2 separate regions of the Homo sapiens genome follow, and region 2 is linked to region 1. Evidence: chromatin contacts called from ENCODE Hi-C or POLR2A ChIA-PET data. All regions are on one chromosome and are shown on one strand. Each heading gives the region's core, a stretch centred on a gene start or an enhancer-like site at or near the end of the contact. The rest is flanking DNA. Distances are from core to core; before and after follow the strand shown.

What was found. A loop is a pair of places that touch in the nucleus more often than their neighbours do. ChIA-PET counts read pairs that join two places held with the same protein, here RNA polymerase II (POLR2A). Pooled maps may share reads with other maps.
Region 2: a loop to region 1 is called in a pooled map, with 2.1 times the contacts of the local background. The contact joins two enhancer-like sites. A Hi-C loop is called at or near these places in 3 of 50 pooled maps. POLR2A ChIA-PET finds 5 or more read pairs at or near these places in 2 of 52 experiments (HEK293 and K562).

The regions. Positions count from the first base shown.
Region 1 is chr10:71,725,964-71,728,663 of GRCh38, reverse strand. All of the region lies in intron 30 of CDH23 (cadherin related 23), which reads right to left. It also overlaps a transcript of C10orf105 not described here. Among named protein-coding and RNA genes, the nearest start is that of C10orf105, 7.5 kb to the right of the region's middle. RefSeq lists enhancers at 1,408-2,180, 2,181-2,700, 1,940-2,700. Within about 2 kb of position 1,388, at least 29 of the 41 ENCODE cell types and tissues checked have a DNase peak (open chromatin) inside an H3K27ac peak, as active enhancers do.
Region 2 is chr10:71,666,298-71,668,997 of GRCh38, reverse strand. The region is part of intron 14 of CDH23 (cadherin related 23); the gene reads right to left. Among named protein-coding and RNA genes, the nearest start is that of C10orf105, 52 kb to the left of the region's middle. Within about 2 kb of position 1,422, at least 2 of the 41 ENCODE cell types and tissues checked have a DNase peak (open chromatin) inside an H3K27ac peak, as active enhancers do.

The sequences.
Region 1 (2,700 bases), core at 139-2,638:
TGGGGAAGGGGCTGTGATGCCCCATACAGACTTTGCATGTGGTGACCAGCACTAAGGGAGGGGCCTCTGCATGTGCAGCAGAGGCGTGTGTGTCTGGCATCTGGTCACTGCCTCTGGGATCAGCCCTGCTTTCTCTTTGGGGATTAGCTGGGAATCAGCTGGAGAGAAGTGACAGAGCTTCTGGCTGGTAGAAGCCGAAAACAGCAGCCTGACCAGTGGAGGACTCTGGGGTGGGGAGGGTGGCAGGGCTGGGGGCAGAGAGGCATATGGGTGTAAAAGTTTCTCTGCATCGCTGCTTCTAGGGTTCCCAAAGCTCTGCTGTGTCATTAGAATTTTCATGTCCAGACACCCAGAACCCACTATGCAAACTAACATGTCCACTCCAGAGCACAGCTGTTCACAGGCTGGAACCTAAATTTGGCTTCACCCAGAACTTGGCTGGGGAAGATCCTGGGTAGGGTGGGTGCGGGGGGGAGTTTGCATGGATGAATTTCAGGAACTCTTTTTCGGTAAACAGAAACTAACCACTCCTCTTGCAAAACTGTGCGCCTTACCCTTCCTCAATCTGCTTGTCCAAATGACCTTGACTCCAAGGGTTGTGGGGAAAAAACAGGGCCAGGCTGACAGTACAATGACAAGATGAGAGAGGTGGCAGGGAGCTGGGGTGTGGCCTGTCCTCCATGAGTCTGGCTACATGCCACCAGCCTCTGGTCGGTTTCAGCCTGTTTTTAGCAGCAGAGACAGGAGGAGGCAAGATGGTTTGCAAACCTGAGAGGCACAGATGTACAGGAAGCAGAGGTCTGTCAGGTTCTTGCTGAGCAAGTGGGAGCAACTGGGCTTCCTGGAGAACCAGACCTGCTTTCTGTCCAGTGCTGTGCCTGTCCAGTGCTGTGCCAGTGCAGTGCTTTGCCTCAGTTTCCTCATCTGCAAAATGGGGTGCTAGTGGTTAGGAGGACAGGGAGAGGAGGTGTGCGTGGGCATATGTGCGTGTGTGTGTGTGTATGTGTCGTGAACACCCTGAGACACCCAGTCTCTAAGGGGACTGTCTCACTCTGTACTCCCCGGCCCCTCACTGGGGCTGTCCCCGGTCTCTGAGGCAGGAACTGGAGGATGTGGATGGTTCCTGCAAGCCGTCTCTCCCCTGCTGCTGGGAAAATGAGTCCAGCGGAAAGCCAGAGTCCCCACATTGCCTTCAGGAAGGCCCCCAGCTCTCCCGGGTCTCATGGGTGTGGAGGCTGTGTACTACAGTGCCACCAAGCACCTGCCCCAGGGGCCAGCCCTCAAATTCTCACCTTAAAATTACCCTGTGGGGATGAGGCAGTGGTTTCTGACTGGGCTTTGAAGAGGCTTATGTGAGGCAGTGGAGTGTAGTGGTTAAGGGGACAGGCTCAAGCTGGCTGCCAAGGCATGAAGCCTGGCTCCACCCTTACCGCTGTGTGACCCTGAACAAGTCGGCTAATTCCTCTTTGCCTCAGTCTTGTCATCTGTAAGATGGGGGTATTAACAGTGCCTACTTCATAAGGCTATTATGAGGGTTACGGAGGTTAAAGTACACGAGGCATTTAGAAAAATATCGGGCACGTGTGAGGGTTTATTATTCCTCAGGGTTCAGGGGAGACGGGCAGGACGTAAGTAGCTGAGCAGGTGTGGCTCTGGGAGCCCCACCCCTGCACTGATTGTCACAGTCTGGCTTCGATCTGTTTTACACTGTACCCTGGGATGCTGCATATCATTTTGTGTATACAGAAGGTTTGTGGCTAAAGGAGGTTTGCAGCCACAATGCTGAGGCACTGATGGGAGGAGGCAGGAGCCCACCACGCCTGGGTGAGGGAGCGGGGAGCGAGGGCCACATGGAGGGCTGTGGTTAGGAAGCCTGAAGTCTGGAGACCCAACCCCAGCTTCGCTGACATCAGTCACTCTGTGCCCTGAAGTAGGCCCCACACAAGGCAGGCTCTGATGAGGGCGTACTGACCAGCCCACGAATAAGATTCACAGTCATGCAAGCCAGCATGGCTATGTGCATGTCCAGGTTACTGTGTCTGAGTCTCCATCACCAGGGCCCTGTAAGAACCAGGGGATCTGACCCTCTCAGCCATTTCCACAGGGCAGGTCTCACTCAGGGCAGTTGCAAGGACCCAGGTGTCTTCCCAGCTCTTCTTGGGGCAAAGCGTTGGAGGTGTCAGCAGGAGCTGGGTCAGGGCTGAGTCACCCACCCCAGCACAGCCCCTGAGCAATCAGACCCATCGTGTTTGTGATCGTGAGTACCCGGTGACCACCGCTCATTGTTTCCAGCCTGGGGGAAGCAGGGGGTGGAGATGGGGCTGATAAGAGGAGCCGGGCACTCAGTTCTGGGTGAAAGTCCCTGCTTGCTCTGCCTGACTCTTCCCATCTCCCTCCTACTCCTGATGTCTGGGGTCTGACTCACTGGTTTAGGGGAAGGGGCTGGGGGCTGCTGAGTGTGTAGGGGTGGGGGTGAAGCGGCCTTGAGAGGTCATCTCATTCATCTCAGTCATCCCCCTGCTGGCGGTAGTACACATAACACAACCAGTGGGAACATCTGTGTGTAGGTTTTCAGCCATTCGGGAGGACTAAGGCTGATTTGATTTTGGCTGCACAGATAAGGCTGGGCAGGAAAGAATACATTTGATGAGGCAGCTGGGAGAGGTGACTGGAATATATTAGGGTCACTTTCATTGGAAA
Region 2 (2,700 bases), core at 173-2,672, 60 kb after region 1:
CTGATTCTCCCCAATGCTGGCATTACCAGCAAAACTAATTCTGTCATTTGGGCCTTTATAATCGCATCTGCAAGTGCTTATTTCTGTGATGGACAATGCCGGCAGAAGTGTAATTTTCTTCTGCTGACAAAAAGGAAAAAAATAAATACATACGGGGGTGAAAAATTCCAAGGTTAATACAAGGTGATTGGAGGAGCCTGTGGTGGGGGAATTGCTACATGCTTGGACTGGTGAGGCCTGAGTCAGCAATGCCAGTCTTTCTCCTGGCTGTAGCGAGGGGAAGGGGCAAGAGGGTGCCCCTCTGACATTTCGTTTTGAGCACTTAACTATGTGCCACCAAATTTACCAAGCATTTCCTGCACTTTATTTCATTCAGTCTTCCCAACAGCCCTATAGGACCAGCACCATAGTATCCCCACTTTATAGATGAAGGAGGGGACAGAGACTCAAGAGAGATCAATCGACTTGGCCAGGGTGAAACAGTCACAGCGCTAGAACATGAATCAACATGGTTAACTCCAAGGCGTGTGCTCTTAAGACCTCCCCTCCCTTGCTCCTCCCTTTGGTGGGGCTGGGGGAGTGAAGTCTGAGCCTGAGAAGTCTGAGTCTGAGCTTGAGAGCTCGGCCATGGGATCCAGGGTGCTCCTACTAGGGTCATCCTCCTCGCCCTGTTGAAGACCGATGGGCCCCCACAGGCAGTTTGCCCTTCTTGCCATGGTGGCTTCTGCTCCCTACGTTCTGCTTGGAAAGAGCGGGCTCCCAGCAACTCTAGCTATGCCTGCCAGCAAAGGTGGCAGGGGTCTCTGGCTGTGGTGGCAGGGGTCTCTGGCTGTGGTGGCAGGGGTCTCTGGCTGTGGTTTCCCAGGATGCAGCCCCTGAGCCTAGACCCTCAGATACCCAAGCAGGTGCTTCCCACAGACCCTTAAAGAAGGACTCCACCCCATCCCAGGCTTGGTCTTGGTCTGTGCAGGTGGCTTAGGGCCTGGATTGGAGGGAGCTGTGTGGCCCAACCTGAGGCCACCTTGGAAGGATGGGGCAGTCTGGCTGGCTGCAGGTGCCCTTCCTGACCCACCTGGGGCTTTTCCCATGGCACCCTCTCATGTAGTCCCCCTTCATCTTGTGCATTCAAAACTCTATGTCCAGCCCAGCTCCCGGCCCTCTGGTGCTCAGCGCAACATCTTATGCCCACTCTCTGGGGACCCGCTATTCCAACAGTGTTCAGGCCCTCCTGTCTCTTTGTCCCCTTCCTGAGAACCCCTTCTTACCCAGGCTTTCTTTGCAATTAACAGTCATCATCTCTCACCCTTTTCCATTGATTTGCCCTGGAACAGGGTCCCCCACCTTACAGGTTGCCTGCCTTGTGTGTCTTCGTGTCATCTCTCTTCCTGTGTCTCCATACTTCCTACTTCTTTAAACACATGCACGCACCACACACAACCCCTTTCTCTTCCTCTCTCTGCATCTCAGGCAGCTGCGAACAACTTTCTGCATCCTGTACCCCCTGCACACTCTCCTAGAAACTTTCCTTTTCTCTCCCTGTCTGGCTCAGGTAGACTCTACTCAGAGGTCTCCCACACCTCCACCCCTCACACACACACGCGCACACACACACACACACACACACACACACACACACACTCTCTCTCTCTTTCTCTGCCTCAAGCAGCACCCCTACTTGTCTCCAGCCCAGTCTCAGCCCCTGTGGTCTCCTCCACACCCCCTCCCTAGACACCTGGGTGTCTGTCCCTGCAGACCACAGGCTGGCAGGCACGCACTCAATCACTCCTCACCAGCGCCCACACTCCCGTCACGCACGCACACTCACAGGAATGCCCCGCACGGGGCTTCTGCTCTGAAGCAAGGCAGGCCCAGCTGCCTCCGCAGCAGCCCTGGGTCCCAGCAACAGAGGCAGGCGGCCGGTGCCGGTGAGGAGTTCTGCTCTCATGCACAAATCTGCAGAGAAGGGCACGCGGTACAATTTGTTCAGGAAACAATAGCAATGTTTGACATGTCATAAGGATTGATGGAGCAGAAATTTACATGGGAGAATGCATTTTTAAACAGCTCTGTGGAGCCCCGGTGCTTCGCTGGTAATGCTTTCCTCATTCATCATTCACTGAGCCCCTCTGTATAAGTCCTTAAACTGTGTGAGATTAACTGCACTCTTGTAAGCTCTGGGGGGTTGGAGTGGCTGGCAGGAGGTAGGAGGACTCTGCTGCAGGAACCCGGTAGCCCAGAGGCCAGGGTGACCTCCACATGCCTGCTGGGGCCCCCGAGGCCCTTTTTCCTTCCCTCCCATAGTGCTGTGGACAAGGGTTCCAGCTTCTCTCTGGCGTGTGAGGTAGAAGCCAATGGCCAGCAAATACCATCCAGTCTGCCCCACACTTCTAGGAAAATGCTTGGAGCCTTGATTTTCCCCTCTCATCTCAGAAGGAAGTGATTTAATCTGAGAAGGAAGCCAGGGCTGGATGGATGGGAGCATGGTGGGTGTTAGATGGGCAAAGGGGAAGTGTGGTGGGAAGCTGCTCTCTGAGTGCCTTTATGGGCATTCCTGGGGGTGGCCATGCACCTGGGAGAAAAGGAAATGATGGGTGCTTGAAGGAAAATGGCTCCCATTGCATTTTGTGTGACGGATAAGAGAGTACACGTCCTGGGTTGGCAATGGTACCAGGGAGTGAGCGGTGGGGTGGAGGGGAGATA